Regions from separate parts of the Mus musculus genome. Here region 1 is linked to region 2. Evidence: chromatin loops called from intact Hi-C (ENCODE). Cell type or tissue: left cerebral cortex. All regions are shown on one strand. Links, peaks and the distances in the headings refer to the core of each region. The heading gives the core; the rest is flanking DNA. Region 1 overlaps Gm29571 (predicted gene 29571). Region 2 has its middle 61 kb from the start of Tmem200a.

Region 1 (12,570 bases), core at 2,357-10,356, 460 kb after region 2:
CTGGCCTGGTGGGCCTGGGTACTATAACAAAGCAGGTTGAGCAAGCCATGGGGGAGCAAGCCAGTAAGCAGCACCCCTCCAAGGCCTCTGCATCAGCTCCTGCCTCATGCTCCTACCCTGTTTGAGTCCCTGCCCTGGCTTCCCTCAGTGATGAGCTGTGACGGGAACTGTAAACAGAAATAAACTTCTTCATCCCCTAGTTTCTTTTGATCGTGATGTTTTTTATCACAGAAATAGAAACCATAACTAAGACACTTTATAACAGACATCCAAATATCCCATAACTAAAACACTTTATAACAGACTCATCCAAATGTCTTGACCAGAGGACAGGATCTTCATTATATTCTGTCTCTGTTCCAGTCTCCCTACCCATCTAGATTAGAAACAAAAGCTTTTTTTTTCCAAAAGGAGGGAGACACCTGATGATCGGCCCTTTCTCCTCAAAGACACACAAAGTACTAAAAACATAATCCACAACTCCTCCTAAGGGTTCCATGCATGCTTCTCAGAGATGAAAAATGATTGCAAACAGAAGATTCCAGCTCAGTCCAAACTAGGCAGAAGCCGCAGTAATGCAGAGAATCCTTGGAGATAAAAAGAGATTTCTATCCCCATCACCAAAGGCATTGTCTCACTCCATAAACCTAGAAGTAAATTTCAAAAGGTGCTGTGGCTTCTAAATTTTCTGCTTATATAGCCAGATGTCCATTGTCTTTTTAAAGAGAAGACAAAAAGGAGTAATTACAATTCCCAGATAACCCAAACCCCACATGTTGGCCAGTAGTTACTACTCTCTCACTGACCAGAGAATCCCAGCAACCAAATTACAGAGCTGCATGAAGTCGGTGTCAACTTATTTTTATCCTTGCAACAAGCCTGCCAACCTCCCAGTTCCTGCTGCCATTCATCCAGCTCTTACCTTGCTTTTCCAGCATAGACACTTATTAGGCAGAGAGGCAAAACTCTCCTGTCAAGAGAAAAGGACCTATAAACCATTCTCCAGCAAAGGGAACATGGTCTTTGAGGTTGTCATAGCACTGGGATCCCAGGTTGATTAGGTCCCTCTCAGGACTCTCTGTGCATGCCTCAGTGATAATAGCACAAATTTGTTAACTAGCTAAGAAGGCTCCACTTGTGGTTGGCAGCATCCAAAATAGAGTCCCATGATTCCCACTAGCACATCCCTTGTAACCAACAAATAACAGGAACAGCAAAGTAAAAAAGAGACACTAAAGCCATGTTGAGCAATTCATGTGTAGAGATATGTGCATGTGTACTGGGTGTCTCTCTCTATCACTACCCACCTAAGACTTTGAGAAAGGGCATCTCACCTCTTTTATAGGGCTCAGCTTGGAGAGTTAGCCACTCGTCCCTCAGGCTGTAATAGAGGGGGAAGGTCAGGCCAAGGGTCAAGTTCCTTTTCTAACAGTAAAGTGAAGAACACAACTGCCTCGTGAAACTGAGAATATTGCTGGAGATTGCTGCCCAGGGACTTCAGGCTAAAGCAGGAATTATCTGGCACTGCTAGACTCCAAAAGCATTAGCCTGGCACTGTTGGAGTCCCTGACCAAATGTGCCTGTGAATCTTTAAGAACAAGCTTCAACTTGAAATTTTGAAACAAGGAAAATTATGTGAGTGTCATTTTTTCCCATGTTAAAAGTACAGCAGCAAATGTTCTTTCTGATATTGGGGGTGGGGGTGGGGATGTTTAAAAGGCTTTTTCTTTTAAAAACCTTTCTTTTCAAGGAGTTAAAATTATTGAAGAGCTGGCTGGGCAGATGACTCAAATGGATAATGAGGATCCGAGTTCAGATCCTCAGAACCTATACAAAAGCCAGGCACCACAGCACACATGTATAATCCTAATGTTAGTCAGGCAAAGACAGAGGCAGCCCTGGGGCTTGGACCGCCAATCTAAACAAAAGAAGAAGCCACAGGATCAGCGAGAAGTCTTAAAAAAAAAAAAAAAAAAAGATGAGAAGCAACAGAGGAAGGCACTCACCAGCCATCAAGTTGGGTCGGAACCACATGCATACTTATCTGCATGCACAAATGTACATGCACACACACCATACGTACAAATGTCATGGAAGTAAACTTCCTTCCTATAAAGAATCATTTGGACACAAACCAAGTGCAGAGATGAAATCTCTGCCTTTGGAGACTGATGGTGGGTTCAAATCCCGGCTCTATCACTCTCGAGTCAGCTTCTCCATGTAAATTGACAGTGACGGATACTGTTCTAACTACAGTGTGGTAAGGATTTGAAAAATGAAAACTCACAAAAAAATGAACAATAGAAATATTTATATGCTAAACCGTGTGATGCATGTATCCAGGGCTCTGTAAACATCAGACATCACTTTTCAGTCTAGTTCCCCAAGGAACATACTTGAAAGCCATGGCAGTTGAGTTTAAATAGGTCAAGGATAAAAGAACTGAGAGACTTTTCCAGTTTACACTCACTCCTTGGACTACTGACCATCTTCATTTTAAATAAAAAGGGAAAAGAAGAAGAAGTACACAGTCGCAATACACCTTTATCAAAAGCGTGTCTGTTTATCTTTCTATTGCTCTTTGTAAGGGTTAAGGTTACTTTTTGGCGCCACCAAGTGGCCACACTTAACGGCACAGTGACACTTCCCCAGGTTTTGTTTTAACTGAAAGGATCTAGGAAGCCTTTTTAATAGACCTTTTCATACCCCTGAAAATGAGGGGAAGCACTCTGGGTTGAGCAAAACAGCGAACATTACCAGTGACTCTGTAGAAAACTGGCAAGAAGAAAGCTCTCCGTGAGGAAAAGCAAGGATGCAATGTGTACTTTTTTTTTTCCTGTTGCTTTGCTATGCTTTGCTTTGCCTTTTTTCCCCGTCTTGTGAGTCTTTTGCCTGCTTGTCTTGATTTTTGTTTCTCAGTCACTTGTTTGTTGTTGGTTTGTTCTTGTTTCTTGTGTGGTTTGGAGACAAAGAGAGAACACATTTACATGAAGTTGCATGGATGGTGGAAATTACCTGGGAGTAGTTGGAGGCGGGGAAATATGATCAAAGTACACTATTTGGAACATTTTTTAATTAAAAAATTAGAAACTTAAGGAAAATAGAAATATCAGCGAGGCCTCTGGACAGGAAGTGATCAGGGCCCAGAGCTGCCCTTGCTTCAGTGTGTGCGAAGCCCTTCACTCATTTCTAAGTTTTAAGAAATGTCAGTCAGCATGGTGACATGCTGCTATATCTATAGATCAGTGATGCACTCGACCCACATCGGAGAAGCTTCTGGGAGTAGATGGGAAGCAACACAGAGATCCATAGTAGGACAACGTGCTGACAGGCATCTTCATCAAATCTCTCTGCTCAGGTTCAGGGAGCTCTGGTGGAGAGGAAGAGGAAAGCCAGAGGTGATGGGGAATACCGAGGAGACAATGTCTTCCAACCACCACAGGACTGGTGCACATACGGACTCACGGAGACTGTGAAGCATGCAGCCGGCCTGCACAAGTCCATGCCAGTATGGGTCCCAGGGCTATAGGGGAGAAGTTGACAGAGAAGTCCCACACATAACAGGAAGTCATCTCCAATAGATCCATTTTTCCGATGGAATTTCACTTGGCTTATGAACCACACTCCAGGACAGGCCCCGGAAATGGTTGGCCAACATAAAACAAATTCAATGTGTACTTTTTTTTTTTCCTGTTGCTTTGCTTTGCTTTGCTTTGCCTTTTTTCCCCGTCTTGTGAGTCTTTTGCCTGCTTGTCTTGATTTTTGTTTCTCAGTCACTTGTTTGTTGTTGGTTTGTTCTTGTTTCTTGTGTGGTTTGGAGACAAAGAGAGAACACATTTACATGAAGTTGCATGGATGGTGGAAATTACCTGGGAGTAGTTGGAGGCGGGGAAATATGATCAAAGTACACTATTTGGAACATTTTTTAATTAAAAAATTAGAAACTTAAGGAAAATAGAAATATCAGCGAGGCCTCTGGACAGGAAGTGATCAGGGTCCTTCGGAGACTGGTGGTGGGTTGAAATCCAGAGCGTGCTTTCTGTAAGCAACTCTGTGCCTTTACACCCATACAGTCAGAAAAGCAAAGAAGAGAAACCTTCACCCCGTTTTATGAGCACTGACTGGAGGGCTGGAGCAATCTATTCACCCATCTTCTACTTCCCACTGAAGCCTCTGAAAAGTCATCTATAAAACAATAATCTTCTTAAGGCTTTTGTGTGTGTGTGTGTGTAAATCTCTTTCTACGGTTTGGTTGGCAATATGGTACATTCTGGAGAGGCCACCTTTTCCCTGATCATTTTCCTCCTTCTTCTTCTTTACATCTTTATCCCGTCAACATCAAAAAGGGACTCGTGCTAGCTGCACCATGTACATGGTGCTCTTCTTTATAAAGTCTGAGGTGGAAATTTTGACATCCTGTATTTTAAAATTCTCCTCCTATTTTTTTTTTTTTACAAGAATCAGGACCCAGGTAGAAGTTCAAATTAAACACAGTGCCTAAAAATTATTTTTAAAATGTATCAGTATACCAAAACAATGAATGTAGGATTTTAATATAATCTACTCTCATGCCAACTTATATTACTATTCAAATTGTCATAGTTTCTTTGCTCAAAGGTATATAATGGTCAAGTCTGATCGTTCAGGTCCATAATTCCAGCTGCTCAGCAGACTTCAGAGAATCAGGCCTGCTTTAGCAGCTTGGTGAGGCTCTGTTGCAGAAACAAAAGTGAACAGAAGCCTGGACGTATGTAGAGCTCAGCGGTAAAGCTCTTCCCAAGCCCGTGGATCCAGGCCCTGGGTCCGGATCCGTGGTATTGCCCTCCCCCCTCCAAAAAAAGATAAATAATGATCCTTTCAACACCATATAAGGAAAGAATCAAAGTTAATGCTGGTTAACTTCCAAACACGTTCCCCATTTACTCGATGACCATTTTAATGCTCACCGTAACCGTCTTGGTGTGTCAATTTAACAGCTTTAACAGCCACCATTAATTCAGAACAGCTTAGTCTTTCAATAATAAAATGCTTCAGTCAACTGATAAGACTTTAAACATATGGCTGATATGCGCATTTTCACTGAAATTTGGGATGCTTCCTATGTCCCAGTGTAAATAATCAGATGCTGACCGTAAGTCCAGGTGAGACCCTTCCTTTATACTACCTGGGTTGGCATGTCATTAACGGCAATAAAAACCATGTGATAAGCAAGGCGTTGGGACTCACGCCACAGGTGACACAGGAGCCAGCATTCTGCTATGTCACTTCCTAGTACCATATATATATCCCAGGTTCTCCAGGCACCCAAGTAGCATTTACTAAACACCTCCCCCCCCCCAGAATGCTTCAAGCGTGACTTATAATTCTCACAATTTCTCCAAGTAGATCCTATGACCCTAGCATCGACGATGAGAACCACCACACCATCCTGATTACATTAACTGGGGATTACTGAGCACAAACTGGCATTAGAACTCCGCTTCTGCCTTCTAGTGTGGACTGAAGATCCTCCACAAGTCCTCCAGGCTTTTACCACCATACTGAGACTGCTAAGGCTTCTGGCCTTGTGGACTGGACAGCTTTTGGGTTCTTTGCATCTCTAGGGTGAAGGCAGCAATCAGTGATTTGTCTAGACCTTGATCATGTCAGCCAATCTATTGAATCTCGCTTTATCATTCTATCACTCTGTTCTACTATAGAACACTGATCTAATACAGATCCTAATATGTCTGAGCATCTCCACCTGTGCGCAAAGGGGATTCCCCGCTGATTTTTGGCATATAGTAGATACACCTGGAGAGTACCCTGGAGAGAGAGAGAGAGAGAGAGAGAGAGAGAGAGAGAGAGAGAGAGAGAACGCTGCACTTGTGTTATCATTATTCCTGCTCTTTACAGCAAATCTAAACTCCTGACAGTTGAAAAGGATAGGAGGCTGGGGGGAGGAGTGGTTGCCAGAAAGAGGAAGCCTCATCACCATGGAAACAGCTTGCTGGATTTCCACATTGGTCTTTGAGCACCAGGTGGTTCACAAATGGCCCAGAAGCAACTCAACTTCCATCAGGAAGAGAAAGCAGCATATGTTTTATCCACTGGCCCAGCACTCCTGAAAGATCCAGAGCTCTGGATGGTACTTAAAAATTGGGGGGGGGGGGAGGCTAATTTTTCCTTTAAATGATTAACCACAGCGTGTAGCAATGATGAAAGTCTTGGATGGCCCCTCCCCCTTCCAGAGCATAGCTTATTGCTAGACAAGCATGGTTCATCAGGGTTGTTATTTCTCCACAGTTTACCGCTTGCTTCAGCAAATGGGACAAAGACACTTCGCTGGAACTAAAGCACTCCAAGATTTCATGAAATAACTTATAAGGTTTATTATTTTTTTAATCTGGAATTTCTTGCTACTTTGACTATTATCATTATTATTATTACTGGTGTGTGACAAGTTTGCGGGAGTTGGTTCTTTCATTCCACCTTTACATTGGTTCTGGGGAGCAAAGTTAGCAAGCACCTGCAGCTACTGAGACATCTTGCTGGCCCTTTGCTGAAGTTGTAATAGTGATTGTTCCAGTTAAGATCTTTTAAATGGAAAATGTCTCCTTCTAAAATTAACTGCCCTTATTCTACTGTATGGCCAATTTCAGATGGAGTTCTTTGGGGTACAGCATGTACCCCTTTTGGTGAAAACATTTCAGTTAAAATTTAAATCAGGTATCAGGTGCCCCAACTACCTCTCAGTTTCTTCTCCTGTTGCTGTGATAAATAGCGTGACAAAAGCAACTTATGAGGGAATGAGTTTATTTTAGAGCACAGTTCAGAGTTTAGTCCATTATGGCAGTGGGAGTCAGGGCAGCAGGAGTTTGAAGTGGCTGTTTACACCCACACTGGAAAGAGCAATCAGCCTGTGCTTCACCCCGTTTTCTCCATTTGCACAGTCTAGAATCCAAGGCAAATGAAAGGTCCTGCCCACAGTTATGGTGGGTCTTCCCACGTCAATTAATGCAAACTAGATAATCCTGTGCAGGCAAGCTGAATCTTATTCTATCTATCACCTTCAAAGCACCACTCATTCCGCTTGCAAATACAGGCTGCTTCCATTTCAGGGCTGCTTCATACTGCGCATGTCACTGTGAAGCAGGCTGAAATGAAGGCGCGCAAGAGCCTGGGTTATCACATCTCTTTTGTGCTGATGTTTTCCCTGGAGAAGTCTTGTCAGTGTCTGCCTTTGTTGGGCAACTTTGGTTTGGAGTAGATGGTTTGGAGTTTATGAACTTGTGAAGAACATTACCATTCTCCCCGTCACCTGATGTGTATGTGGTTGTGTAAGCTGTCAGAAGCCAGCGTTGACTGCCTTCTTCCGTTGCTCTATGCATTACATTTTGAGATGGCGTCTCTTACTTAACCTGGCGTGCAGACATTTGGATAGGCTGTCTGGAGGAGAGCTGTAGGGAGCTTTCTTTGCCTCTCCAGAGCCAGGATGACATGTATCCTCCCATAGTCCTCTGCTGGGGAGGACCCCGGGAGCTACCAGTACCCACCACAGAGTGAATCTGGGATTCTGTATCACACCACGCAAGGAATTGCTGGTGCTTCTTCCAATGTGCCTGCTTCCTTACAAAACCATCTGACCAGGCGCAAGGCTCAGCCAAGTGCTTCTGATCGGCTCAACTAAATTCACGTGCTTAAACCTAGAGACGGAACAAAAACAGCTTCATCGTAGTTTCTGCTTCGACTGTAAGAGGCAGGTCCTGCCTTACACGCCCCCTTTGATGGAATAAGCCCCTGCTAGTTGTAGTTGCTCTGAACCCACAAATCAAGCTGTGTGTGTGTGTGTGTGTGTGTGTGTGTGTGTGTGTAGACTTGGACAAAAATCCAAGATCGAAGCTCAGCTCTGCTGTGCCCTTATTTATATTGTGGGGTATGCTAAGTGTCCGTGTGCCCAGGCAAGGGGGTCATGTAAACTGATGCAAATCTCTCTGACCTTGGGCAAGTTACATAAAGTCTTACACTCATGACACATGCATGAGTTAGTCATGTGTGAGCAGGACTGGCAAGTCCAGAAGACTGGGAGAGATTGTGGAGCTAAAGGATCTAGTACAGGCTCACTGGCTCAGTAGGTTATACACACATGTGCATATCCATACATGTGTACATATACCTATGAATACACATGTAAGTAACAAACATGAATTGGGAGTGATGGAGGGGGACTGGAATGATTGAGATGCAGTGAACATGTATGAGATGCCCCCAAATAAATGAATGTTTTACACCTCAGAGCCGTCAGAGGACAGTTCAGGAAAATGCCTATCTTGACACACAGGAGACAAACACTGGAAAGAAGTGAGCCACCTGGAGATGTGCCCTCTGGACGAGGAGGAGGTTAGCAAAAGTGAGAGGTGAGTTTGACAGCGTCTGGCACGCCAGGCAGAGAACACCCGTATTTGGGAGAGAATGAGCACACAGCCAAATGGAACCGATCGATCTCCTGACAGCTTTGTTTAGGTAAAGAAAGGGATCCAGCTGCAGAGAGAGGAAGCGGGAGCTGGTTAGTGCCTCTCATGTGTAACCTCTCACGTGTATCATATCTACTGCACACTGGGGCTTCTTCAACAGTCGACATGAGCTAAAGCACTAAATCTTAATGGCCTCATGAGGCAAGTACTATCAGTGTTCCCCGTCCAGATGAGATGTCTGGGGCTGGGTAAAGCTGGTGAACTGTGGGAGGAATTCACAGCAACGGGATTCATATCCAGAATGGGTGTTTCCAGCGTTGAGCCTTTATATTTGGCTTCACCGTTTTTCTATGTGGATAACACTGAGATGCCAACAATCACAATGAGCTTGCTGCAGAGGAGCAAACAAGGGGCTTCATAAATGTACTTGATACACACAGGATCGAGGAATGAGGAGAAGAAAAGGGATAGACATGAATTTCAGTTTCTAACATAAAGATTCAAGGAGAAGAAGCCATTGAATATAAATTTTGTTTTCTCTAGGATGGCTAAAAGGATGCATTGAAGATAATTCTGTTTTCTCTAGGATAGCTAAAAATATCGTGTCATTAATACAGAACAAGAGAAGGAAAACCCAGCTCTGGGAATAAGGTGATAAGTCCCACCTGGAAACAGAGCAGATAATGAATTTGAGGAGGCAGCAGAGCAGCCACATAGAACCCCACCCTCCACCCCTGCACAGGTGTTCTAATATTCAGATCCAGAACCCCAAAAGAACCAGAGGTTCTGTCCAAATGGCAGGGTTAATGCTTGGATGATGTGGACGCTTTGGAGGTGGCAAAGTGTTTGTCTTAGAGTGACAGTAAAAATAATGTTGTGTCCTCTTCTGACTTGTGTGATAAATAAAAAATAAGATAAAATTAAAAAAAAAAATCAGTAGTGGCAAGGTATGAGACTGGCCTAGGGAAGGCAGTGTGGGCTGGCTCTGAAGACTAGCAGGAAAGATGAGGGCAGAGAAATGCTCTGGCATTGCATCTAATGATCATGGAGAAACAAAGGAGCGTCTCTTCCCTGCTTTCGGGTGGAGGAGACAGATGTGGAAGGAGTTATTTACAAAGGACTCGGCCGGGAGGTCATCAAGCCAGATGTAAGCCCAGGTCTGCCATGAGGAAGCCCACACTCTAAATATCACAGATTGCAAAAGGGTCCTTCCATACGCTTCTCTAAATTTCCTAAAAGACATCAAATACTCTGCCTGATTCTACAGTGCCCCCTGGCATGCACACCACTTTAATGCAAGAGTCAATAGGAACTGCTTGAATAGCTCCAGCTCCAGGGATACTTAATAAAACTGTTCTTTCCAAACACTGCACAGTTGAAGAAAATATAGAATCCTATGCTGGAACATCCCCAGTCCTCTGAAAATCCACAGGGGAGTTTCTTCCTAATTATTCATGGTTTGTGGTTCTAGTTCATGATTTTACACACACACACACACACACACACACACACACAAGAATGTAGAAATGCCATGACAGAAGCTCTGGATCAAGAAAACCAAGAGGCCCAGGAATCACTATGTCGGTACTTCAGTGTTTAGGACAAAGGCTACAATAATGTTCTGAGATAGCAAAGATAAACTGAATTGGTCTGCTTTTAAATATGAATGAAGTGACACTAAGTTCAATGAGAACCAGCATGGGAAGTGGGTGCAGACCAATGATCTTCTTCTTAATTATTGTATTTCTCCGCCGTCTGCCTTGACTTTCGATGTGAACAGACTTTCTGTTTAAATGTCACATAAAGAATGCTTTGTGATTACATGAATTTTCTTAGCACGTCTGTCAACTCTTTTCTCCCTCTAATTTCTTTAATATACTCTTCCTTTCTCTTTTCTTTGTGTGTGATGATGATATGTGTGTAACATGTGTATTACCAGGTATGTGCATTCCACCACACATCCATGGGGGTCACAGGACATCCTTGGGTGTTGGTCCTCAACTTCCTCCCTGTATGAGATAGAGTCTTTGTTCTATGTTATCGCACAGACCAGGCTGGCCCCCAAGCTTCTGAGGACCCCCCCCCAACTCTACCGCCCATCTCACTTTAAGAACCCTGGAATTACAGACCCATGCTCTACACTGAGCTCTACGTAGATGCTGGAGAGTTGAATTCAGATCTTCACACTTGCCTGACAAGTCCTTACCCACCAGGCCATCTTCTCAGCCCATTCTTTTCTTCTTTTTTTTTTTTTTTTCTGTTCTTTTTTATAGTGGAATCACATGGACTCACTGTATATCTCAAATAATTAAATTTCATCATTTGAATCCCATTGTTGACAAAGCTAAAGATGGAATTGAAAAAAGAAAAAAAAATCTAGACATTAAGATTGAAGAACTAAATGTCAAGCAATAAATCAGGAAAAATACCATGTCTGTAGACATTCATATTAACAATGCTATGAAGGCTGATTCTTATAATAGCAAATAAAACCTGGGACCAGAAAACCTTTTAAGCAAGAAACTTTGGCCTTTTGATACCCCCTGAGTTTCCAATTTCTATGAAAATTTGGGCCACTTTCAGACTGTAGACAAACAGTCTGCTAAATGACAAGAAGTACCTGTCTAGGCACTTCGGGAACCTCTTGGCCCTCTGTGAGAAAGACCTCATGGGAAGCAACACCTTTCATATCTGCACCAAGAGATAGAACTCTAGTGTATCAGAGACATGGCTACTAGCCACACCATGAAAGGCCACTTATTGTGATATGGAGGAATATTAACACATTTATTGTCAGTACAGATGAAGGTTTATTAAATTAAGTGGTTAATAGAAAACTAGAGAAGGAGCAATGGGCCAAGAAGAAACATCAAGCAACAACTATGATTCTAGGAGCAAGAAATAGGTGTCTACCAAAAATTAATGGGCCCATACGCAGCTTTCAAACCCATGTCAGTTCTGTAATATATACTCAAGTGCCTTCCTATGGAAAAGAGGATGCAATCTAGTGAAATGCAAAGACCTTGATTTTTTAAGGTTGTAAAAAAAAAAAAAAGGATTGCCTCAATTTTGAATCTAGCATTCATCAGTATTTCTATGCTTTGCTCAAGACAACTCAATATCCCCTCATTGAGATGACCTCATCTTGCATCCCTAGGCACACTCCCCCTCTAAGTTAGTGTTATATAATCTACCATTAACTCTCACTGCACTATAGGCACTTATCAGCCTGTCTCTACTCCTAGACTGTGAGATCCACCACGAAGTCACTTATACCCTCATTTCCCAATATATCTCACAGGAGACACCTTTACAGACCTTCCCCAACCCCTGGGAACACCACCCACTCTTCTCTCATATAGTAAGTGAAGTGGGGCTTTCTTTACTCCAAGATTTTTGTGCTCTGTACATCACAGACTATACCTTTATTTAGAAATAGGGATTTTATAGGTAAAGGGAAGATAAAATTTAAGACTATCAAACTAGGTTAGGCCAAGCACTAATGTTAATGACAGTGTTCAAATAAGAGACCCCCCCAAAGGAACAAAGACACATATAAGGAGAGAGACCTTGTGGAGACACAGGAAAAAGCTTGGAGTCATACTGCCACTCACTTAAGAAGACCAGGAGCCACCAAAATCTGAAAGAGAATAAAGATTCCCTTTAGGGCCTTTGCAAAGAACTTTTTTTTTTTTTTTGACCTTCTATCCTCCAAAACTATAGAAATACATTTCTGCTGTTTTAAGACACAGTTTCATGGTAAAGGGGAACAAACATACTTCCTTTCTCTGGAGACAAGATTCCTGTCTATCCATAGGGTTCCAGGCTATGGAAACCACCAGGCTCTCTGCTCCCCAATGCCCATGCAGCAGCCTCCAGATGTTGGGTACAGATCTAAGCCAGATTGGATATAGTCTTCTTTGGAAAGCACCAATAAAGAGAGGTTATTTTCCCATCTACTCTTCAACTTCATGCAGGCTTAAACCTCATTCAATTCTTTGCTCATAAGACATCTCAGAGATACATTTCTTCAGTTTAATGTTTTTGTTAGCATGTATTATTAGTATTGCATAATAATGGGTTTCATTGTGACATAATGTGTTTCGATCATACACAC
Region 2 (12,570 bases), core at 2,651-10,650:
AGAGATTTGAAGTAAAAGAGATCCCCAAAAAACCAGATACTCTTGAGCAAGATGGGATACATTAAAACCCTTTGCAGATTTCAATATTACCTATGCTTGCTCATGGTTTTTCCCTTAAAAACATGAAGATGATAGATCTTAACTTGGCTCAGAAAATCAAAGGTGTATATTCTTACCATTGGACTTGCTCAAAAATAACATCGGCATTAGCTCCAAAGCATAAAAATAAGTTAACTCCCCCCCACACCCAGGAAAATTTGGAGACCTTTGCTATTGTTGTCATTAAAAACCTCATCAGTGGAACCTCTTACTTCTCTCAAATATTAACTGACCCACTCTGCATGTGTTCTTAGGGTGCCAAACTCACTCACACCTAACCCATATTGCTGCTGAGAAAGTCCAACTCGTGATTCAAGGGGATCAGGTGGGATTTAGTCATAAGAACTCAGAGAGGATATTGAATTTGAGTTCCATAATGAATGGTGTGACAGTTGGGAATTCTTCATGGTAATTCTTCACAGATCTAGCTTGAGGGAAATTACCACGTCTCTGCGGGAACAGGAGGGTTAAGCCTCCCTCAAGAGGGGAAACTTATAAAAATATCACAGCTGAAATGAATTAAATGTCATATGAATGAAAATTTGACCTGATAGTTGAATATTTTTATTTGTTTATTTAGTTTTCTAGTGGTGTTGATAGATGTGATTTTAAAATATTTCCTAACCAATTCTAAGCTTTAAAAATACTATTCCATTTAAAACCATTGCTTATTGCACCCTCTCTAAATAAGCATTCGAGCTCTGCTAAGATTGCTTGTTATATTGTGCCTTTAAGCTTGTGGGCATTGAGAATAGCCTGGTAGTCTTGTTTTGATTTTTGTACAGTACAACTGTTGATTCATATTGTTATCTGAGCTAATATAAATAATCTAAGAACAAGTCAAATAGAATATGTGAGAGAGGAAAAGAAGATTATATCTTAGAGTGTCAGAAATGTTGAATGTGAATTTATATATAAAACATCAAATTCTGTATAGCCATGGATATCCTAGAACTCACTCGGTAGACTAGGCTAGGCTTGAACTACAGAGGTACCTGCTTCTGCCCCTGGAGTGCTCATATTAAAGACTTGTGCCACCGCTGCCTTAAGACATCAAATTCAATGTGTAGGTTAGAGTGTCCATGAAAGCTTGGATGAAGAATGGATATCAAGACATAATTTCCATCAAGGACGGTTGGGTACAGTGGAGTAAACTGGATCAGACATTCAGAAACCAAGTTAGGTGACCCCAGACAAAAGCAACTTGGCTGTTTTAAAATCATAATTTCAAATTGGTACAATGATGTTAATTTGTCTTTTTCAACTCTCAGAAGATACATGAGAATTTGTAGAGATAATGTGCAAAAATATGAATTTTACATATTAAATACATTTTAGTTACTAGGAAAAATAGAATCATTAAAAAACAGAGCTGCTAATGTCCTTAGAGGCTGTTTAATTGTTATAGTCACTTATGAAGGATTTGCAGTCATTTTAATTATATTTGTCTACACATTTATAGATTCTTCTGTTTAAAAACTATGGAATAGCTGAGTAGTACTCCATTGTGTAAATGCACCACATTTTCTTTTTTTTTTCCATTTTTTATTAGGTATTTAGCTCATTTACATTTCCAATGCTATACCAAAAGTCCCCCATACCCACCCACCCCCACTCCCCTACCCACCCACTCCCCCTTTTTGGCCCTGGCATTCCCCTGTACTGGGGCATATAAAGTTTGCGTGTCCAATGGGCCTCTCTTTCCAGTGATGGCCAACTAGGCCATCTTTTGATACATATGCAGCTAGAGTCAAGAGCTCCTGGGTACTGGTTAGTTCATAATGTTGTTCCACCTATAGGGTTGCAGTTCCCTTTAGCTCCTTGGGTACTTTCTCTAGCTCCTCCATTGGGAGCCCTGTGATCCATCCATTAGCTGACTGTGAGCATCCACTTCTGTGTTTGCTAGGCCCCGGCATAGTCTCGCAAGAGACAGCTACATCTGGGTCCTTTCGATAAAATCTTGCTAGTATATGCAATGGTGTCAGCGTTTGGATGCTGATTATGGGGTGGATCCCTGGATATGGCAGTCTCTACATGGTCCATCCTTTCATCTCAGCTCCAAACTTTGTCTTTGTAACTCCTTCCATGGGTGTTTTGTTCCCAATTCTAAGGAGGTGCATAGTGTCCACACTTCAGTCTTCATTCTTCTTGAGTTTCATGTGTTTAGCAAATTGTATCTTATATCTTGGGTATCCTAGGATTGGGGCTAATATCCACTTATCAGTGAGTGCACCACATTTTCTGTATCCATTCTTCTGTTGAGGGACATCTCGGTTCTTTCCAGCTTCTGGGTATAAATAAGGCTGCTATGAACACAGTGGAGCATGTGTCCTTATGACATGTTGGAGCATCTTCTGGGTATATGCCCAGGAATGATATATGTAGCTGAGTCTTTAGGTAGAACTATTTCCAGTTTTCTGAGGAACTTCCAGATTGATTTCCAGAGTGGTTGTACCAGCTTGCAATCCCACCAACAATGGATGAGTGTTCCTCTTTCTCCACATCCTCGCCAGCATCTGCTGTCACTTGAGTTCTTGTTTTTATGAGATTAAAATAATGGGACTTGAGGAGGAAGGGAAGGAAGCACAAAATCCTGTGGGAAAAAAAAAAAGAAGAGGAAAAAAGGGTGTGTGTGGCCTCTGTTGAGAAAGTGTCCTATAGGAGACTTCTGGTCCTCAGAAGGGCTGAGAACCTGTCTTTACATGGGGGCCAAAGGATCATGGTTGAAATCATCGATAACTAATTCCCCAGGACTTAACTGTCTCTAAACACTGTGGTGACAGCTGTCACTCTCCATTCCACCACACCTCCCATCAACCTGTGCTGTGACCTCTTTGAAAAATAAGAGCTCCAAATGCATGCTGTGTTAATATATGTGCACTGGGGCCAGATTTGCTGATTTATAATCTCAGTTTTAACAAAGATAAATTGTGCCTTTACTGAATATTATATGATAAATCCAGGGGATTCTGAACAATCAAAATAGGTGCAGTAAGAATTTCCAAAGTGCTCCACGTAGGTTTAATTCCAGATCTGGTTTTAATGTGAAACAAGTTATACAAAATCATTTGGTTTTTCTAGCTTTTTGGATATTGGATATGCAGGTAAGGACTGGCAACTGTATAATTAGCATTTCCATGTTATAAATGAGAACATGACTTCAGAAGGTAGTCAATAGCTCTCTTTATACTGCCAAGACTCAACAAAGCCCATTGCACATCTGGAACTTTGGACTCCTAGGCTACAATATTTTCAGAATTCTACACAGATGGCCTAGTGGGAAATCTCAATAGACAGCATTTGGTTCTGTTTCACATCCACCACCAACTATCTACCTTACTGTTACTATGAGTTATCACTTCTCCTAGCAACTGTGAGCAACCAAGGAGTGGGAGCAGGAGTAGGGTGGCAGAGCCCAACACCTCTCTAGAATGCCAATGAGAAGGCAGGTCTCCAAATCAATGACAAACTGAGAGCTGTCCATGAATGTCTCTCCAAGAAGAACGGGGACAGGCTCACTGACCCTGTACAAATATTAGCTGAATAACTATCAGGTGTGAGTATGAATTTAGGTATTGATGAGGTAAGGAAAATTATGAAAATTTTCTCCTAATGGAGGAGATGTACATAAAAACCACAAAATTAAAATACACTCAGGTAAGTATTATGATGGGAAGTTTAAGAAATACTGGGAATGTAAAAGAAAAAAGGCCTGGGAAAACAGAACTGATATTTAGTTCTGCACTCAAAAGATGAACTTTGAAAGACAAAAAAAAAATCTATTGTATAAATGATTTATTAATTTCTTTTGACCAAGATAGACAGGGACAGGACTTTTCTTCTACTGAAATAACTAAAACCTAGAAAGTGTACATGGGGGCAGCAGTCAGTAGGACACTGCACCCTGGAGAGATTTGAATTGAACAAGGAAGCTCTTGAAGTGTCTTAGGTCACATCCAATATCTGTATTTATATCAAGGCCACATACAGATGACAGCCCTCGCAGACTGAGTGAAGAGGGGACAACAGCAGTCCCACACAGAATCTCTTTTGAGCCTTTAGCTAAGAAGTGAGCAGCATATATTGCCTCAAGTAGATGAAGCACTCATGGGATAAAATGGCAAGATTCTTGGGACTCATGCACAGCTTCAGACATAATCTACTCCCATCAGCTCAGGTGGACCAACTCCTAAGTCATTGCTCATCTGCATGGACCTAGAAGAGTTTGCCTCAATAGTAGGATCTAAATTAAGTCTAGAGCAGTGGTTAGTTAATACAAAGATCAATGAGTCTAAGAGCTGGCTCTTTGAGAAATTAGCAAGATGGAGAGAGAGAGAGAGAGAGAGAGAGAGAGAGAGAGAGAGAGAGAGAGAGAGAGAGATAGATCAGAATATTTTAAGGGAACACTTTAAAAAGCTGTACTCTATTATGCTGGAAAACCTAAAGAAATGGAGAATTTTCTAGATTCCATCAAATCACCTAAATTAAACTAAGAAAAGCCAATGGCAGAAATAGACCCACAAAGAAGTTGAAATGGTAACAAAGTTCTAACTAAAAATGTTCAGGTCCAGATGGATTCATAACAGAATTATATCAGACTTTCAAAGGAAATCTACAGCCAATTCTTCCTTCTTAAAACATTTCAAAAACAGAAACAGAAAGGGCATTGCCAAACTCATTCTATGAAGCCAGCATTATTCTAATGCTCAAGCCAGGTAAAGACACAAGAATAACGAGACAGCTGCAGGCCAGAATTCCTGGTGAACACAGATTCATAAATGCTCAGTGAAATACCTGCAAACCAAATACTGACATACATCAAACACATTATCATCCCCCATGACCAAGTTGGCTTTATCCAGGAGATACAGGGGTGGTTCAAAATACACAATTTAACACATGTTATAAACTGCATAAGTGGTTTGAAAGGTAAAAAAAATCACATGATCATCCCAACTGAGCAGAAAAAGCCTTTGACAAAAATCCAACATGTCTTCATGATGAAAAGTCCTAGAAAGAGTAAGTGGGACTAGAGGGAACATACATCAGTATCCATCATCATCGTCATCGTCATCGTCATCATCATCATCAATGAGGAATCCACGGCAAACACCATCCTAAATGGGGGAAAAACTTGAAGCAATCCCAATGAAATCAGGAACAAGACAAGGCTGCCCACCGTTCCCACTCCTTTTTGCATTGTGCTTGAAGCACCAGCTGGAGAAATAAGACAGAGAAAGAAATTAAAGGGTGTAAGGATGAATAAATAAAGCCTTAGCAAGGGAGGCAAAAATATTTATAGACTTGAAATGACTAAGAAAAGAATCAGTGGACTTTAAATGGATGATCACAAATGCCCCCATCTGACAGTCAGAGAAAAATAAATGAATAAAACGTGTATATATATATCCAGAAGCTATGGGAAAGTATCAAAATAGAATAGTGCTAAATTTAACCAATCTATAGGAAGTCAGTAAATGAAAGAAAAGATAACAAATAACAAAGAATAAAGTATCAAGATATATCTGACAATGGGAATTAAATTAAGGACAAATAGGGGTTGCTCAAAACAACTTTACAATATTCAAAAATTACATGGGAAACAGATGTCAAATTCGTGCATGTAAAGGCAATAAATAACATTAAAGTATTAAGAAACCACAACATAATATCAGGATGCATCCACTTGGATAACGAAAAACTCTGACCATAGCAAGGGCTGGAGGAAACTGTGAGAGACTAAATTCAACACTGACTGGTGACACTGTACACACAGAGAATGGTCTTGCCCTGATGAAAGACAGTATATCGACTTTTAAAAGGGCAATAGACTGATATACAGTACAGCTACCCTAATCGACGTAACTATCCAACTTAAATGAGAACATCTTCACATAGACAAGTTATAAGTGAGAACTTACAATAGCCTGAGCCTGTTATTGTAACATCCAACCATAGAAACATCCAGGACGTTCATTTTCACGTGAATGGGTGAATAAGCTATGAGGCAGTGACATGAAGAACAAGGAGCTCTTAATAAACTCAATAGCAAACATAGATCTTGAAATAATTATGCTAATTGTCATGTGTGTACAAGTATTTTTCCCATTCATAGAAAATTCAAGCTAGTCTAATTAATAGGAAGCAATTGGGCACCTGACCTCCAGGTATCTTGAGGTCAGTTCTGCATTCTGCACCTTGCTCCCTGGGAAACAGGGATTCTCACTTTTCTCTGCACACACCAAGAATGGTCTTGTCATATATGCATATTCACACATCCCTCCCCATGGATGCCCTTCTCCACAGTGCCCGCTCCTTACTGCTTTCTGGACCCTCATCGTACATCATTTGTTAATCCCAGTGAGCTCTTCCACCTGTATTGTGTTTCTTCAGAGTCTGAGCTGGGTAAAATGAGCTGTCTCTTTTGTGACGGTTGCTGTCTTAGTTTCCCCCACCCCTGCCCCTGCAACAATGGATTACAATACATGGAAGGTGTGGATTCCATCATGGGATTGTGTAAGCAGACTAGAAACCTCATAGTCATTCACGATATCATCTCTATGGTAAAATGAGCTGTATGTTCTAAATAAACCAACCAGAATCAGTTAATAGATGTGTAAGCTTGATATGTTTGAATAGACTGTTTACTGTGGAAGCCGCAGCTACAAACCACTAGGTGGCAGTGTGGTCGCGACTAGCTGGTGAACTGAAGATGGCGTGTTGAATCTCAAGCTACTGATTTGTTGTTGTGTTGTTGTTGTTGTTGTTGTTATTGTTGTTGTTTGACATTTAGAAGTCTACAATAGAAAAATGTTCATGAAATAACAGATGAAAAGCCAAACAGTGGGAGTCATGAGAACAGCCATTGACATAAGATAGAACTAGTTTACAGCAGTTATGAAATGTCAAAACATCAAATAATATCTCCTGCTCATCATCGATGTAATAACGTGCTAAAATGATTGTCTCTACAAGCATGTGCTAGGCACTGTGAAACATGGGCAGGTGAAAGAATATCGCGTTGATTTTCTCCTCTCATGCCTCACAAGAGCCAGGCTTCCTAAGCCCTCTGTCTGAGTTTTAGCCTCTGAACCCCACTTCTATTGGCCCACCTGTGTTCTTTGTTGTGTGCTATGTTCTTATTAGATGTAATTTTTTTTTGAAATATGATGAGAAGCATCTCCTGGAGCTATATTATTTATTTGGATCTTCCTGAACTTCTACACAAAGACAGCGTCAGACACACTCATAGTTTGCTCGATGAATGTTCCTTTCATGTTTAGGGGATGGTTGCTTAGCACCTGTGCAATGAAAATCTGGCCAAGGCTCCTGAATCTCAGCTCTCTCAACTTCATTTTTTGCTATCAGTAAAATAGGACAACAAAGTCAATCTTACAGAGTGTGACATTATTTAAAGGAGATCTTGACTTTTGTAATAAGTGCCAAGGGCCACATTAAGAGTTAGTTTTCCATCCAGACTGAAAGGGGAAGGGCAAAAAAGCACACGTTCCCGTCCCCTTCGTGTGTGCCTGTTAAGCACTGGATACAGCCTAGGCCCAATGAATATTTAATCAATGCATGAATAAATGAAGGACGAATCTATGAGGGTATACAGGAGAAGCACAGGGGGTGAGTTAATAAATGTGCTCTGGCATTTAACATCCTGGAACATCTTTATGACCACTTTAATTTTGCATGATTAAAAATAGAAACAATAGTAATAAATAAATAAATCCTTATAAATAAATTAAAAAGACCCTCAAAATATATCAACATGTAGATTCAGAAAATGTTGTTCAACATAAGGATAGTGGTTTAGAGTGATTAGGTGAATCCTTAAATACTTTAGGGGGTCGATACCTTCCTTGAAGATGACTAGGTAACCCTCTTATTTTCAGACTAGAAAGGCAGACCTTTGAATTTAATGCTCCCTGATCCCCCTCCCCGCCGCACAGTGCCATTTCAATTTGGCAAAAATCTGTATATGAAGATGCTGTTCATTCTGCCTGGCATTCAGCAGTGAAAAGATAGATACAGCGAGGAGAAGTGTGGGACAGTGTCCCATGGCTTCCTGCAGCGAGCATGGATAACAACAATTTATTATACATTTTATGAGCAACTGGAAGAGAGAAACTTCGAGTTTTTCAATGACGAAATGATAGATGTTTACAAAGATAAAAATGCTAAGTGCCCTGACTTAATCATAGCACATCATATGCCTGTATCAAATTATCACAGTGGACTCCATACATGTACAATAAAAATAACTGAAGATCGATTCACTTATTTTATGTATGTGTGCCTGTGGGTATGTATGTGCACCACATGCATGCAGGTGCCTAAGCAGGCCAGCAAAGGATGGCTGATATCCTAGAACTAGTATTGCAGGTGGTTATCAACCATTGAAGTGGGCACTTGGAGCAGAAGCCCAGTCCCCTGTGAAAGCAAAAAGTGCTTAACCAGTGAGCTATCTGTCCACCTCCTAAAGGCTCATTTAATTAATTATTAATTAATTAATTAATTTATTTTTGAGAATTTTGACTTTAAGTACCACATTTACATAATTCCTCTTCTCTCTCCAAATTCCTCCTGTGATCTCTCCCTCAAAAGCCCATGATCTCTTTTTCTATAATTATTATTGCTATAGGTACACACACGCACACGCACACACACACACACACGCACGCACGCACGCACGCACGCCCTATTGAAAGCATTTGGTATTGCTGATAAGTACACGTGTTTAAGGGTTGATCATTTGGGATTATGTAGCCTATCGGGAAATCGGAGGGCATTCATGTCTAACACCTAGCTAAGTATCAGTTATAAAAATGTAAGACTTTATTCTTAGACTTACTTATTCTTTTTTAATTGGATATTTTATTTATTTATATTTCAAATGTTATCCCCTTTCCCAATGTCCCTTCTGTAAACACTCTATCCCATTCCCCCTTACCTTGCTTCTATGAGGGTGCTCCTCAACCCACTCACCCACTACCGCCTTACTACTGTAGCATTCCTCTACACTGTACCTTCACAGTACCAAGGGTCTCCCTTCCCATTGATGGCAGATAAGGCCCCTTCAGCTCCTTCAGGGGTCCCTATGCTCACTCCAATGGTTGGCTGTGAGCATCTGCATCTGTATTTGTCAGGTTCTGGCAGAGCCTCTCAAGAGACAGCTGTATCCGGCTCCTGTCAGCAAGCACTTCTTGGCATCAGCCAAAGTGTCTGGATTTGGTATCTGCATGTGGGATGGATCCCCAGGTAGAGCAGTCTATGGATGGCCTTACCATTAGTCTCTGCTCCATTCTTTGTCCCTGTATTTCCTTTAGACAGGAGCAATTCTGGATTAAAATTTTGGAGATGGGCGGTGTCTTAGTCAGGGTTTCTATTCCTGCACAAACATCATGACCAAGAAGCAGTTGGGGAGGAAAAGGGTTTATTCGGCTTACAATTCCATACTGTTGTTCATCACCAAGGAAGTCAGGACTGGAACTCAACCAGGTAAGAAATCAGGAGCAGATGCAGAGGCCATGGAGGGATGTTCTTTACTGGCTTGCTTCCCCTGGCTTGCTCAGCCTGCTCTCTTATAGAACCCAAGACTCCCAGCCCAGGGATGGTGCCACCCACAAGGGGCCTTTCCCCCTTGATCACTAGTTGAGAAAATGCCTTACAGCTGGATCTCATAGAGGCATTTCCCCAACTGAAGCTCCTTTCTCTGTGGTAACTCCAGCTGTGTCAAGTTGACACAAAAAAAACCTAGTCAGTACAATTGACCCCTTGTCAACATGACACACAAACACATCACTATTAAGCCTCAACTCTTAGTTTCCTATTCATCCCCAAGATCTAAATAACTTTAAAAGTCCCACAGTCTTTGCAAATTCTTAAAACTTCAATCTCTCTTAAAATCCAAAGTCTTTACAATTAAAAGTCTCTTAACTGTGGGTTTTCAAGAAGGAAAAGCATCAGGGCACAGTCACAATGAAAAGCAAAATCAATCTCCCACCGTCCAATGTCTGGGATCCAACTCACAATCTTCTGGGCTCCTCCAAGGGCTTGGGTCACTTCTCCAGCCTTGCCCTTTGTAGCATACACGTTGTCTTTTAGGCTCCAGCTCCCTGTACTCCACTGCTGCTGCTGTTCTTGGTGGTCATTTCATGGTACTGGCATCTCCAAAACACTGCTGTCTTCTGCTGTAACTAGGCTTCACCAACAGCCTCTCATAGGCTCTCTTCATGGTGCCAAGCCTCAACTTGTTTGCATGTCCCCTTCTGTCCTGGGCCATCAATTGCAACTGAGGCTGCACCTTCACCAATGGCCTTCCATGGCCTCTCACAGTGCCAAGCCTCAGGTCCTCTGTGTGACCCCTTCATGCCTTCAAAACCAGTACCACCTGGGTGACTCTTACACATTACCAAGTCCTGCTGCAGCACGAGGTACAACTTTGGCTATCTCTGGAACACAGCCTCTTTCACTTAAGTAGTTCTGGTATCTTGTTAATCACAGCTGATTCTTCAGCCCCAGCTAACCAGAACCACAGAATCTTCACAATCAAAATAGCAATGTCCCTGAAAAGAGTCTTTAATCTTCCCTCTGAAATTTCACAAGGCAGGCCTCCATCTTCTGCACTGTTCTCAACATTATCTTTCAAGCTCCTACACAACATCTGACAGAGCTCTTAACAATTAATGGATCTTCAAGCCCAAAGTTCCAAAGTCCTTCCACAGTCCTCCCCAAAACATGGTCAGGTTGTCACAGAATACCCCACTATGCTGGCACCAATGTGTCAAGTTGACACACAAAACTAGCCAGTACAGATGGGTGGTCTCATCCCTCAACCAGGGGCCATGCCTAACCTCTGGATATGATTCCACAGGTTATTTCTTCCCTTTGTGGGATATTTCAGCTGATGTAATCCCTGTGGGGTCCTGGGAGGTTCTTGCTCTCCTAGCATCTGGGACTTTCTGGTTGTTACCCCCAGTTCTCCATCCCCCATTGCTACACACTTCTGTTCAATTTCCTGACCTTTTGTACATTCCCCATCTCCTCCCATACCTGATTCTTCCCCTCTTTACCCCTCCCCCTTCTCTTCCCCCCAATTCCCTCCCACCCTCTTCTTCCCTTGATTACTTTGTTCCCTCTTCTAAGTAGGACTGAAGCATCCACCCTTTGGTCTTCCTCCCTCTTGAGTTTCATGTGGTCCATGAGTTGTATTGTGAGTATTCCATGCTCTTTGCCTAATATCCACTTATCAGTGAGAACATACCATGTGTATTCCTTTGTGATTGAGTTATCTCACGCAGGATGAGATTTTCTAGATCCATCCATTTCCCTCCCAAATTCATACAGTCATTGCTTTTAATAACCGAGTAGTACTCCACTGTTTAAATGTACCACATTTTCTGTATCCATTCCTTTGTTGAGAGACATCTGGATTGTTTTCAACTTCTGGCAATTATAAATATGGCTGCTATGAACATAGTGGACCATGTATCCTTATTTCATTTTGGAGCATCTTCTGGGTATATACCTAGGAGTAGTATAGCTGGGTTCTCAGGTAGCACTGTGCCCAATTTTCTGAGGAACCGACAGACTGATTTCCAAAGTGGTTGTACCAGCTTGCAATCCCACCAGCAATGGCAGAGTCTTCCTCTTTCTCCACATCCTCACCAGCCTCTGCTGTCACCTGAGTTTTTGATCTTAGCCATTCTGACTGGTGTGAGGTGGAATCTCAGGGTTTTGATTTGCATTTCCCTGATGACTAAGGATGTTGAACATTTCCTTAGATGCTTCTCAGCCATTTGAGTTTCATCAGTTGAGAATTCTCTGTTTATCTCTGTTCCCCATTTTTTAATAGGGTTATTTGGTTCTAACTTCTTGAGTTCTTTGTATAGATTGGATGTTAGCCCACTATTGGATGTAGGATTGATAAAGATCTGTTGGTTGCCATTTTCTCCTAATTGCAGTGTCCTTTGCCTTACAGAAGCTTTGCAATTTTATGAGATCCCACTTGCTGATTCTTGATCTTAGAGCATAAGCCATTGGTGTTCTCTTCAGGAACTTTTCTCCCATGCCCATGTGTATGAGGCTTTTCCCCTATTTTCTCTTCTATTAGATTCAGTGTCTTTCGTTTTATGCGGAGGTCCTTGGTCCACTTGGACTTGAGCTTTGTACAGGAAGATAAGAATGAATCAATTTGCAATCTTCTACATGTTGACTGACAGTTGAACCAGGCCCATTTGGTGAAAAAGCTGTCTTTTTTCCACTGGATGGTTTTAGCTCTTTTGTCAAAGATCAAGAGGCCATAGGTGTGTGGGTTCATTTCTGGAGCTTCAGTTCTAATCCATTGATCTACCTGTCTGTCATTATACCAGTACCATGCAGTTTTTATCACAATTGCTCTGTAGTACAGCTTGAGGTCAGGCATGGTGATTCTTTCATTGTTGAGAATAGTTTTTGCTATCCTAG

Evidence for each region. A loop is a pair of places that touch in the nucleus more often than their neighbours do. Peaks named below come from ENCODE experiments on the same cell type or tissue, not always from the same donor. Only the 100,000 strongest peaks of a DNase experiment are listed, where the experiment ranks them.
Region 1: it touches region 2 in a loop (5-fold over the local background); 33 of 42 quality-filtered maps call a loop at or near these places.

The regions. Positions count from the first base shown.
Region 1 is chr10:25,671,486-25,684,055 of GRCm38, reverse strand. It overlaps Gm29571 (predicted gene 29571), which reads right to left. Exons shown (of 4, transcript NR_136909.1): 4 at 10,713-12,093. Among named protein-coding and RNA genes, the nearest start is that of Gm36543, 36 kb to the left of the region's middle. In left cerebral cortex, for the core only: a CTCF peak has its summit at 2,623 (motif pointing left); DNase peaks (open chromatin) are centred at 2,621, 5,981, 7,210 and 8,587.
Region 2 is chr10:26,133,830-26,146,399 of GRCm38, reverse strand. No RefSeq gene overlaps it. Among named protein-coding and RNA genes, the nearest start is that of Tmem200a, 61 kb to the right of the region's middle. In left cerebral cortex, for the core only: a CTCF peak has its summit at 6,773 (motif pointing right); DNase peaks (open chromatin) are centred at 3,433, 4,860, 5,283 and 6,763.